Linked DNA regions of Homo sapiens: regions 2 and 3 are each linked to region 1. A link is a contact called in ENCODE Hi-C or POLR2A ChIA-PET data. All regions are on one chromosome and are shown on one strand. Each heading gives the region's core, a stretch centred on a gene start or an enhancer-like site at or near the end of the contact. The rest is flanking DNA. Distances are from core to core; before and after follow the strand shown. Region 1 has its middle 75 kb from the start of MIR550A2. Region 2 holds the start of AVL9 (AVL9 cell migration associated). Region 3 overlaps AVL9 (AVL9 cell migration associated).

Evidence for each region. A loop is a pair of places that touch in the nucleus more often than their neighbours do. ChIA-PET counts read pairs that join two places held with the same protein, here RNA polymerase II (POLR2A). Pooled maps may share reads with other maps.
Region 2: a loop to region 1 is called in a map of endothelial cell of umbilical vein, with 9 times the contacts of the local background. The contact joins the promoter of AVL9 here to the enhancer-like site in region 1. A Hi-C loop is called at or near these places in 7 of 168 maps with a recorded cell type or tissue (Calu3, HCT116, HepG2 and 4 more), 8 of 37 single-sample maps with no recorded cell type and 12 of 50 pooled maps. POLR2A ChIA-PET finds 5 or more read pairs at or near these places in 8 of 52 experiments (A549, GM12878, HepG2 and 5 more).
Region 3: a pooled map shows a loop between it and region 1 (2.1-fold over the local background). The contact joins two enhancer-like sites. A Hi-C loop is called at or near these places in 1 of 50 pooled maps. POLR2A ChIA-PET finds 5 or more read pairs at or near these places in 2 of 52 experiments (A549 and GM12878).

The regions. Positions count from the first base shown.
Region 1 is chr7:32,655,907-32,660,109 of GRCh38, reverse strand. It overlaps the pseudogene DPY19L1P1. Among named protein-coding and RNA genes, the nearest start is that of MIR550A2, 75 kb to the left of the region's middle. Within about 2 kb of position 1,974, at least 5 of the 41 ENCODE cell types and tissues checked have a DNase peak (open chromatin) inside an H3K27ac peak, as active enhancers do; they include HCT116, PC-3, PC-9 and 2 more, where a contact is called at or near this core.
Region 2 is chr7:32,493,511-32,497,713 of GRCh38, reverse strand. It overlaps AVL9 (AVL9 cell migration associated), which reads right to left and starts at 2,225. Exons shown (of 16, transcript NM_015060.3): 1 at 1,912-2,225. The coding sequence starts at 2,004. It also overlaps a transcript of LSM5 not described here. RefSeq lists enhancers at 831-1,629, 1,630-2,428, 2,502-2,711 and a silencer at 1,762-2,411.
Region 3 is chr7:32,513,821-32,518,023 of GRCh38, reverse strand. The region is part of intron 1 of AVL9 (AVL9 cell migration associated); the gene reads right to left. Among named protein-coding and RNA genes, the nearest start is that of AVL9, 20 kb to the right of the region's middle. RefSeq lists enhancers at 1,703-1,752, 3,127-3,751. Within about 2 kb of position 1,988, at least 4 of the 41 ENCODE cell types and tissues checked have a DNase peak (open chromatin) inside an H3K27ac peak, as active enhancers do.

The DNA of each region.
Region 1 (4,203 bases), core at 725-3,224:
GTGGCGCAATCTCAGCTTATTGTAGCCTCCGCCTTCCTGGTTCAAACGATTCTTGACTCTCAGCCTCCTGAGTAGCTAGGACTACAGTCATGCGCCACCACATGGCTAATTTTTTTTTTTTTTTGTAGAGACAGTGTTTCATCATGTTGGGCAGGCTGGTCTCGAACTCCTGGCCTCAAGTGATCCACCCGACTTGGCCTCCCAAAGTGCTGAGATTACAGTACAGGCATGAGCCACCGTGGCTGGCCCCAAAAATTTTTATTTAAAGGAATACAATTAGAATTGAGTAAATGGAAAGAAATATACTGTGCAACTGAATGACCATCATATAAATGACAGCCCTTCCCAACCCAAATTATATATAAATTTAATGTCATTCTGATCAGAAGCCTGACAATTTTTTCTTGGGTTGGGGAGCAGGGTTGGGAGACTGGTTCAGATGTTATATGTAAGAATAAGTTGGTAGGAATTACCTAAAAAATCTTAAAAATAAGAGTAGTTGGGGGTGGGGAGCTTTTTAAAATCATGTGTTAAAATTACCATAATGCTACAGTAATAAAAATAGTGTGATACAAAAAAATAAAGAATTCAGTCAGTTGAATGAAATAGAACAGAGTCTATCATTGTAAGGAATTAATATAAGACAAAGGCTGAATTTCATTTCACTGGTAAAAGGGATGTTTACGTGATAAATGATTTTAATATAATTGGGTATTTCAAAGAGTTCAAAATTAGGGTGGAAGAGCTAAGTGGAAAATGCAGTTAATAATATTAGAAGAAATTTTAGGAGACTATAGTTTTGAGGTGTGGAAGACCTTCAGAGACAAGACAGAAAGTGCAGAAGAAATAAAGGAAAATATCAACATATTTAAATACATAAAAGTTTAAAAATTCTTTCTGACAGAATACACAACAAATTATATCAAAATACTTTGTCACACATATGTGTTAACTTAAAATAATCAAAAGGATCAGAATCTAAATAGCGTTTATTCAAGCACAAAGTGTGAGGGTAGACCACTCAGGAACACCAACTCCAAAGGAATGAAGTCAGCCTTTGGAAGTAGGGAAATTTAGGTTTCATTTATATGGGCAGAGACAGAGACATTTTTAGCAGGAATACAACATTATTCATACGGATTGGCACATAGTCACAGCAGTTTGATTGGTTATAGGTGGTATTTCTTTTGGGGAAGGGTACATTTAACTTTTTTTTTAAACAGAGGGTATAATAATGACAGGTTTTCTATAGTCTGATCTAAGCAAAGTAAAACAACACAGGGAAAGTTAATCTTTAACAGGGGTTATTAACTACAAAGGCAGGCTCACACCTGTAGTTTCAGCTACTCTGGAGGCTGAGGCAGGAGGATTGCTGAATCCCATGAGTTCGAGGCTGCAGTGAGCCATGATTGTGCCACTCTACCCTAGCTTGGGTGACAAAGTGAGACCCGGTCTCTGGGAAAAAAAAAAGGCAGGAAGTTTTTGTGCCTGACAGTGTTTAATTCTGTAGTCATTGTACTGAACAAGAAAAATAAGAAAGCAAGTTAATCTATAATCTGAGAATGGAAGTTGTAACCATATGTGACTCAGATCACAGTTACATCTTTCTGAAGGCTTAAAGTGGTTGTTTTTTTGGACAGCTTTTAAATGTTATTTTCACATTTGACAGTCAAAGGTTTGATAACCTTAATTTTTAAGTAGGGAAATAGTCTAATAGAAAAATAGACAAGAATATGAATAAGCAGTTCACGGAAGAGAAAATACATGTTGTCAAAACAAAACACTAAAATGATGCTGCATACAAGTAGGCAGTGAGAAAAGGGTTTTCACCTGCCTAAGGACAAAATTTTGAAAAACACATGAGGTGCTGCACGAGGGGTGGAGAAATGACCTCCTGCATACTCTGTGACGAGGGTGTGGACTGCTGCAGTGCTTCCGGGCACAGCTCACATCCTTTGACTCATGTGTCTCACAGTTAGATCCCTCCTGAAACAAATGCGCCAGCATTTACACGTACGAGGATGTTTACTTTCACCATTTTTTATTATAGCAAGAAATTGAAAAATATTTATATGCCCAGTAATATGGAATGGGCTAAATAAATATATTTGTACTATACAGTATTTGCCATCTATAAAAAGAATCCCTTTAACTTTACATATATTGATTAGGAATAATCTTTATGCTGAATAATTAGAAAAGGAACAAATTTTAGATGTTAATATGATCACACAGAAAATATATGTTTGTGCGGTTAGAGAGAGAGATTTGGAAGAATAGACACATACTAAAATGTTCTTAGGTGAATAGGATTGGGAGAGGGTAGCAAGAGAAAATCACATTTTTTTCCCTATAAACTATATTTTTTGTCTTGTTAGAGTAAGTTCAAAACACTAAAGTGTATTTATTTGTTTTCTAAACCATTAACTCTGTCTTAACCTTTCTAATGTCTAATCACTTGTGATGAAGCCTGGGCCTAGCCTGTGTGCTTCTCTTTTGAAGATGTGGTACACCTTTCAGGAGAGAACCCTGGCGTCCACTTCCTAGCCTGTACTGCTTTCTAAGCTCCTCTATCTGATGCTCTCATTTCAGTGATCCATCACTTCAGACACTTTCTGGCCAATGTCCTCAGTTTCTTTGCCCCTTTATATTTCATTTGTGCTTTCTAGGCTGATAATTGGTAGGCAAAAATCACACAATCTTATGATTAGTGACCCTATAGATTTGTGTTCTGCAGCCTCAGTTGTTCCCCTAAGATATCCCAGCAGCACTGTGTTTTCCCCAGTTACCACTCTCCTGAAATGTGAGTGGTGTTTCAGACATTTCTGTCTTTCCTCAAACGTTTAATGCTGCCATCGTTTCTCTCTAGCAGCGAGTGGCTGTGTCTTCTGCTCTGTGGGGAACATGGAAACTCCACAAAGTACTTGCCACTAAATATGCAGTCTTCCTCCTCTTTTGCCAAGGCAAACAGGCCACCTGTGCTGGGGTCCCAGCCCTACCTGTCTCCTGGATACTCCCTACGTGGATTATCCCTGCTGGCCATTGCATCTCTTCCTCTTTTCCTCATTCATACATCACAAGAGTAAATACAAGGCCTTTGATGCCTATACCATCTGGTTCTTTGTTTCCTCTCTGACCTCTCTGTGGTATACTTATAGATAGAGAAATAGAAGGAAGGTAGATAGAGGAAAAGAAGGAAGGATATTTGGGTAGAATAATAAGAAAGCAGCATGAGCTAAAATGAGTAAGAAGACTTCAAGAGTAAAGATGCAGAACATGATGAAATAAACCTAAAGATAGCCTTATGTCCCCTACCCAGACCTGGGGGACAGTAGGGAACATATTTCACTCTTACCTGAGCAAATGAAGGTTAATTGTTAGAACTACTAGATTGCACCATTGTAATTTCTTATCTAGAGTTATAAGCCTGATTGTCATACTTTGATATTTGTGTTCTATTCCAGTTTTTGAAAACAAATGAAACATAAAACTTCATAAACTGGTATTTCTCAAGTGTATTCTGCAGAAAAGTAGCTTGGGGATGGGATTTGGGAAATATGAAATTAAATCTTTAATGTGTGGAAGTGCCTTGTGAATTTCTAGGAGCAGGTAGGCAGTGTGGGGTTTTCCATCCTCATGACCGTGGATCCCTTTCCTTGCACGTCTTTCTCACCCTTTTTCCTAATGTATGTCATCTGTCCCAAGGAAAGCAGTTTGAGAAATGTTGAAGGACATAAATAAATATGAGGTTATAAAGAAAATAAAAAGAAAAATCAGGTTGCATGATGTACAGCAATGTGACTAGTAAGAATTTTTTATTCCCTTTCAGTTTGCGTGCTTTTCTGAGTCTATACATATTGAAGATAGCAAATGATTTTTTAAAAATGAAAAAAGATTATTTTGACTAATACTTTGGAGGAAATAAACTATTTTATAAATAAGCATAGGAGAGTTCTAGTGTGACTAAAATCTTTTATAATACCAGAGGTTATGATGTTATGCCATTTTAACATTTTTCTTAGGATTGACCTGGATTTTTGTTATTTATGTTTTCTTCTTTTCCAGTGGCAGCCGATTAGGAGGCCTGGTTACAGTGTTGTGCTTCTTTTTCAGTCATGGAGAGGTAGGTAATCAAAAACTATTCTCAGAATTACTCCTGGAAATGCAGTTTTCTTCTTTAAATTTAATCTATAATGGCATTCT
Region 2 (4,203 bases), core at 976-3,475, 160 kb after region 1:
ACTGCACTCCAGCCTGGGTGAGAGAGTGAGATTCCATCTGAAGAAAAAAAAAAAAAAAAAGAACTAATGGTCAACATGACCCACGGCAATTTTGAATACTTGGAAGAGCAGTCTAAGTACCCTCACACAAGTTAAAACCGTGTTAAGTCAGAGTCACAACTCAATGAGCCATGCACCTTTAATTTACACCTGGAAGTAAAATAGTTAAAGTGGAGAATTAGGTAGCTGATTAATCTATCCTGGGGCAAATCTTACATACTTTAATTAAAGCCTCTGAAAACACCTGATGTACAGGTTATAAAGAACAGATTCTAGACCAGTCATTCTAAGACTTATGCATGTAACACACACTTTCCAAAACTTTTTTTTTCGCTCTTGTTGCCCAGGCTGGAGTGCAATGGCGTGATCTCGGCTCACAGCAACCTCTGCCTCCCGGCTTCAAGCAATTCTCGTGCCTCAGCCTCCCAAGTAGCTGGGATCACAGGCATGTGCCACCACGCGCAGCTAATTTTGTATTTTTAGTAGAGGCGGGGTTTCACCGTGTTGTCCAGGCTGGTTTCGAACTCCTCACCTCAGGTGATCCACCCGCCTCGGCCTCCCAAAGTGCTGGGATTGAGACAGGGTCTTGCTCTCTCACCCAGGCTGGAGTGCAGTGGTGGGATCAAGGGTCACTGTAGCCTCAGCCTCCTGGGCTCAAGCGATGTTCCCACCTTAGCCTACCGAGTAGCTGGGACTACAAGTGCGCTATCACATGCAACTAATTTTTTAATTTTTTTGTGGAGACAGTGTTTCCCTTTGTTATCTAAGCTGGTCTCAAACTCCTGGGCTCAAGTGAGCCTTTCATATCAGTCTCTAAAAGTGCTGGCATTCCAGGTGTGAGGATATATTTCAAAATTACGCACAAACACGATTTTTTCACTCCCATCACTTTTCTCTTATTCCCTAGAGAACTTAATTTTTGCCAATAAGTCTTCTAAAATGTTACATTTCCTGTGGAATGCAAGAAACTAAATGCTTCATTAGCTAGTGGTGGCAATTACTATTTTTAATACTTCAAAAAAGCATTTCAATTTACTGTTCACTAGCACATTATGACATCATTCCCTTCCAGTGTTTGCTTGCTCATTAAATAATCCTGTTTCTATTTTGTTCTCTTGCCTTCAATACATAGATTGCAAATATTCCATTTCAGATGCTGCATTAATGATTCAGTGAGGCTGCTGAAAAACGCCTTTATATTTGAACGGTTTGGTAATACACTTTCTCTTATTGCGGTTGATATGGAGAGATTAATCTCTCACCAAAAGGCAAAATCTGGAGAAGATGAAATAGCAAAACTAAGGACCAATGGGAAGGGGGAGGCAAAGTCAATCGACAACCGTACCTAACAGGAGAGATTCCAAGGCTTCCATCAGATAAACAAAGGAAGCTGATTTTTCTACGGAGGCTGCATGTGCTGCAAGCTACCTGAAGCATTAGTATGCAAGCCCACTGAGCCTATTACCTTGAAAGCAGAGTCCAAGCACTGAATTTTTCTAGACTCCCATTATAGGTGGACACCCAGAAAGCCAGTGGAGACAATGATGGACGGGGAAGAGAGTGGGGCCGGTCTTCGATGCTTTCCTCCCACTCCACCAAAGCAGAAGTTAAAAACCTACAACCTACACGTATCAACCAGCTCCTCCGCTGCTCAACCATTTTTCAGGGGCAGAAGGAAGAGGTTGTGGGGGCTGGGCTTCATGTGGGGCGGGTGGGAGGAGCTGCAAAAGGAGTCAGGTTGAGAGGCGAAGGGTCGCAGGCGCTGTGGGGAGGACTGCACGACGCGAGCTGAGCACACAGAAGCAGGGCAGGGGGGCCCCGGAAGGGGCGAACGCCCGAACGGCTGGGGGCGGGGGCGGGCCCTTTCCTCACCTGGCAGCCCTTCTTGTGGTGAAATCCGACCACCACGATGTGCAGTACGGGCCCCCGGGGGACGCCATCCCCGCCTCTCCTGGCCTTCTCCATGGGCGGCCGCCGCGGGCCCGCACGACGACTTCGACCGCCAAGGGCAGCGGGTCTGACGACCCCACCGTGTGCGGAAAGCCGCGGACTTCGGGTGTCAGCGAGCACAGCACATGAGGGCCGCACAGGGAGATCGGTGGAGGCAAAGCAGCTCCCGCCGCCCCCAGGGCCACGGCCGCCCTTCCCTCATCCGCTTCCGCAGCTTCCGGGCTGTCACCTGACACGGCGGCCGCCGCCGGCGAGGCAGGGCTGGGCAAGGCCGGGAGGGCCCTGACGGGGCGGGGTCTGAGAGGCCGAGGTGGAGCCTGGGGGAGCGGGGTGGGTCTAGGAGAGGAGAGATCGACTCTGTGGGGCGGGGAGGAGCGGGGGGAGGAGCGGGGGGAGGGCGGGTCCGGGTGGGACTTGACGAGGAGCGGCGGGGTGGGGCTTACGTGACCCGGGCGGCTGGGCTTGCAGAGCCTGTGGTGTCCGCGGGACCTGGAGGTGCGGCGTGGCACACCTGCTTTTTCCTCCCTGGATTCAATCTCAAAGCACTTCCTTCTCTTTTGCCTTCTCTTTTTCCTCAAAGTTTTCCCACTTCCCTCTTCTCTTCTGTTTTCCTTGCTTTTTCACATCTTTTCGGTTCACTCTCCGAGTGTCCGATTCCTTCACCTCCTTGCCTTTGCCTCTGTGGCCCCCGTCCTTATTCTTAAATATGTAGTAACATGGAGCATACTGGTGAGGTTGCGTATCTGTGTATTCAGCCTTTAAATTACTTGCTTACTCGAGAATTCTTGTTTGTTTCTTTCTAGAGTTTTTTTTTCTTCGTTTAAATATTATGTGTAGGAATCTGAGACGCATTTAAAACCTGAAACAGAATATCCTTGACAACAAAGGAAGTTTACTTGGATACGTGTAAAATGATTATTCTAGTCCTGCGATTTTATAAGAATATTCTTTTCATTCCATCTCATTTTGGGTGTAGTACTCTGGTCAATACAAAATATATGGGCTCTGTTGTCACCAGGGTTTTTTAATTCCTTTACTGATTGTACTACAATTCTTTTTTAAGCAGTGAATCTCATGTCAATTTAAAGTGCATTATAGAAAAGATTTAACAAGTCTTATCTAGGACAGTTTTCAAATAACCTAAAGGATAGGTGTCTGCTTCAAATAGAATTCGAGATTACTACAGTAACTGTGATATTTTGCACTTCTGGTCTTGAAAAGTAAGGAGCTCTGTTCTAATCTAACCATAGCTGAGAAAAACAGTAGGCTTCCTAAATCAAATTTAGTTTCTGTGATTCAGTAGAACTGTTTTAATGCTAATACTGCAGACATTTTTCAAGATGCTGCTATACATTTCTTTTCTGTATTACAAAATTATTGGCATTGGCTAAGAAAACTGTGTAAAACTATATTGCTCCCTGTATGCAGAATATATTAACTGTTTTCTTAATATATTAACTGTTTTGAGCTGTCAGCTGTGTGATGTGTTAACTATTAATATTTTCTTGATATAACCTGTCTTGATATTTTCCACAATTGGCATGGCTAAAATTACTGTCTAATTGAACACCTTTTAAAGATGTATATAAGGGCCGGGTGTGGTGGCTCACGCCTGTAATCCCAGCACTTTGGGAGGCCAAGGCAGGCAGATCACCTGAGGTCAGGAGTTCTAGACCAGCCTGGCCAACATGGTAAAACCCCCTCTCTAGTACAAAATACAAAAATTAGACCTGTAATCCCAGCTACTCGGACGGCTGAGACAGGAGAATTGCTTGAATCCGGGAGGTGGAGGTTGCAGTGAGCCAAGATTGCACCATCGCACTTCAGCCTGGGGGACAAGAGCGAGATTTCCTCTAAAAAAAAAAAAGATATATATAAAAAGAGGGTCAGGCGTGGTGGCTCATGCTGGTAATCCCAGCACTTTGGGAGGCCGATGCGGGCAGATCACTTGAGGCCAAAAGTTGGAGACCAGCCTGGGCAACATGGTGAAACCCCATCTCTGCTAAAAATGCAAAAATTAGCCAGGCATGGTGGTGTGTGTAATCCCAGCTACTAGGGAGGCTGAGGCAAGAGAATCACCCTAACCCGGGAGGTGGAGGTTGCAGTGATCTGAGATGGTGTCACTGCACTGCTCTCCAGCCCAGATGACAGAATGAGACTCCATCTCAAAAAAATAAAGAAAGGGAGAGAGAGAGAAAGAAAAAGTTAGTTACT
Region 3 (4,203 bases), core at 739-3,238, 140 kb after region 1:
CTCCGTCTCCACTAAAAATAAAAAAATTAGCCAGGCATGGTGGCACATGCCTGTAGTCCCAGCTACTCAAGAGGCTGAGGCAGAGAATCGCTTGAGCCTGGTAGGTAGAGGTTGCAGTGAGCCAAGTTCGTGCCACTGCACTCCAGCCAAGGTGACAAAGCAAGACTATGTTTCAAAAAAAAACAAAACAAAACAAACAAACAAAAAAAAAACACACAAGCAAAGATCATTCTGTTTTGGGCTGGGTTTATAGTTTAATAATGCTTATGCCAAATTTTGACACCTTATAGTATTTAGCAGGGATAAGTATGAAATCTCTTGATCAATAAATGCAAACAAAAATGTATGCTGACAATTCTTAAGACATTTCTCATATTACTTTACAAGTAATTTTAAAGCTAGATTAAAGATTTTACTGTCAGCCAGGCGTGGTGGCTAATGCCTGTAATCCCAGCACTTTGGGAGGCCGAGGTGGGTGGATCACGAGGTCAGGAGTTCAAGACCAGCCTGGCCAAGATGGTGAAACCCCGTCTCTACTAAAACTACAAAAATTATCCAGGCACAGTGGCAGGCACCTGTAATCCCAGCTACTAGAGAGGCTAAGGAAGGAGAATCGCTTGAACTCAGGCGACAGAGTTTGCAGTGAGCTGAGATCATGCCACTGCGCTCTAGCCTGGGCAACAGAGTGAGACTCTGTCTCAAAAAAAAAAAAAAGAAAAAGAAAAAGAAAAAAAGATTTTACTGTCACGTGAACTTGAAAAGCGTTTGGGCTTATTTATGAGTACTCTGTAAGTTTAAGCCACATTTGGTCCCTGTGGCCAAAACACATAACAAAATATGCATATGTACACATAAACACACACATACACCCTCACACAAAGATTCTATAGCTTTTACTTCAGAACTCTAGCCAGGAGATATTAATACAAACTCATTGGTTTGCAAAAACAATTAACAATAACAAAAACGAAATGGTTGAATACAAACAGTGGATTCTATCTCAGCAAAAAAGTAACAGCAGACTTAAAGCAGGCAGAAAAGAAAGAGATAGATAACTTAGGAACCTTATAGTTGCAGGTTGACCTTTGGGCTCTGAAATTTCCTTGATGTAATTGTGCACAAAAAGACCATAAAGACCATTTTACACAAACACTTGCAAGCAGAGGTGCCATAAAACCAACAGAGTGCCTGAAAGGGAGTCATTCTCCTTGTTTTTCCCATTCTTAGATTGTTTCCCACCTTTTTTTTTTTTTTTTTAAAGGCCTAGGGTTTAGTGGAATGGGTTGAAGTGTGCTGGTTATTGGCAGGACTCCATAGCGTGTTATCCACTGAGTCATTTTTGTCTCCAGAGGTCTAGCACCTCCAGGAGGGCTCAAAGCATGGAATGACCAGCTCCTATATTCATTTCTTGGACAAGCCTTTTAAAACTAATTTTGTTGGGGATTCCCTGTAGGGCTGCTGCACGTTGCTGGGGGTCAACCCACTAGACACTCCCACTTAGCCCCTAGTAATCCAGGGGAGCCTTTCAGCTGGGAGAAGCAAAATGCCCTTTAGGGAGCTGAGGAAACTCATTCTCTCATTTATCTATGAAAATGAGTTTCAGTTCCTCACGCAAATGCCCAGAGAAGCCAATCAAGATTAATTTTGAGAGGAAAGGCAATGGAGAAGACTCTGTAGAATGCACCTCTGAATTAGAATTAGGATCCTAAACAACTTCCTAGGTGGAAAAAACAAAACAGTGAAGACTGCTTCCTGTAAACTGTCCTCAGTCAGCTTTAACTTTGTAGCTCTCATCCGCCAGTACACACATCAAGGTAAAATCCTCTCACAGTACAAGGTAATCTCTGCTACTCACAAAAGCCAAAGAGGTGAGGTAATGTAATACAGGAAAGCAGAACTTTAGACCTAAGAAGAATCTGCCCATGACTCTTGAAACTCCACAAAGAAAACAGAACACCCCCAAATGGGGTGAGTGGTGCCTTTGTTCTGTGTTCTTTAAGGGGTTTGAGTCATCTCTAGATTTTTCTTCGTACTGAGTATGGCAAAGTGGGGAAGGAGGAATAGGGTAGAGAAAAGTAAATGAAAGAACAATTTTTTTTTAAAGACAGGAAGCAACCAGAAATTGATTTTTTTTTCTTTTGCAGCAGCAAGGAATTTTAGCTAATTCAGAGAGGCCTTGTTCCCTACAATTTGGAATTTTTATTCAGATTTGACTAAGTCAGGCAGAATTGGTCAAATCTGATGGGAGAAAGACCAGAACAAACAACAACAAAAACCCAACAATATGATTACTGAGCGCTATAACAGTAAGGAGAAACTACGACCAGCTGCATCATAACTTTAACCAAGATGAAACCCCAATTCAGTCACTTACCTAGGAATGGGTCTCAGGCTGAAGACTGCTCTCTACCATTCTAGAAGCAGGAAAACTCAAATTCGCCTTCTCTGTTGGAAGTGAGCTCTAACTCCAGAAAGGAGTTACCTGCCTTCTATTGTCATGGAAGCAGGAAAACTTGCTTTCCTTGTTGGAAGCAAGTAAAACTCTAGAAAAGGAGTTGTACAGCAAAATACACTTTGGATCTCAACCAAATTTGGGGAGATCAGGATTCTCTGGAGGGAGGAGGGCTCCCAGCTCTCAGCCAATTGTCCTGTTGGTTTCGACCATAAAGACAGCTAAAAGCTGGTACTAAATATCAATAGATTTGTCAGAGGTTGAGGCCACCTATACTCAGAGTCTCTTTCATCGGTTGCCAATTTGTAAACCAAAAAGTATTTGAGACAAGTCTGAATCAATTTAGAAAGTTTATTTTGCCGAGGTTAAAGACGTACCTGTGACACATCCTTAGAAGGTCCTGAGGACACATGCCCAAGGTGGTTAGGCTCCAGCTTGCTTTTATACATTTTATGGAGACATAATACATTATGGGGAAAACAAAGAGAGATCAGATTGTTACTGTGTCTATGGAGAAAAAGGAAGATATAAGAAACTCCATTTTGATCTGCACTAAGAAAAATTGTTCTGCTTTGAGATGCTGTTAATCTGTAACTCTTGTCCCAACCCTGTGCTCACAAAAACATGTGCTGTATTTTTCATGCGTGTCCGTGTGAAGAGACCACCAAACAGGCTTTGTGTGAGCAATAAAGCTTTTAATCACCTGGGTGCAGGCGGGCTGAGTCCGAAAAGAGAGTCAGTGAAGGGAGATAGGGGTGGGGCTGTTTTATAAGATTTGGGTAGGTAAAGGAAAATTACGGTCAAAGGGTGTTTGTTCTCTGGCGGGTAGGAGTGGGGGTCACGAGGTGCTCAGTAAGGAAGGTTTCTGAGCCAGGATGAGCCAGGAAAAGGACTTTCACAAGGTAATGTCATCACTTAAGGCAAGGACCGGCCATTTTCACTTCTTTTGTGGGGGAATGTCATCGGTTAAGGCAAGGACCGGCCATTTACACTTCTTTTGTGGTAGAATGTCATCAGTTAAGGCGGGGCAGGGCATTTTCACTTCTTTTGTGATTCTTCAGTTACTTTAGGCCATCTGGGCATATACGTGCAAGTCACAGGGGATGCGATGGCTTGGCTTGGGCTCAGAGGCCTGACAGTATTGACTGAGGTTTAAGGAATTCAGGGCTGTGCAGGATGTGCTTTGTTAAAAATGTGTTTGCAGGCAGTATGCTTTGTGAAAGTCATCGCCATTCTCCATTCTCTATTAACCAGAGACACAATGCACTGTGGAAGGCCGCAGGGACCCCTGCCCAAGAAAGCCTGGGTATTGTCCAGGTTTCTCCCCACTGAGACAGCCTAAGATATGGCCTCGTGGGAAGGGAAAGACCTTACAGCCCCTCAGCCCGACACCTGTAAAGGGTCAGTGCTGAGGAGGATTAGTGAAAGAGGAAGACTTCCATGCAGTTGAGATAAGAGGAAGGCATTTGTTTCCTGCATGTCTCTGGGAATGGAATGACTTGGTGTAAAACCGAGCGTACATTCTATTCTGAGATAGGAGAAAACCGCCTTATGGCTGGAGGTGAGACATCATGGTGGCAATACTGCTCTGTTACTTTTTACTGCACTGAAATGTTTATGTAAAGTTAAACATAAAACTAGCCTATGTGCACATCCAGGCACAACACCTTTCCTTATTTATGACACAGATTCCTTTGCTCAAATGTTTTTCTGCTGACCCTCTCCCCACCATCACCCTATAGTTACACCAC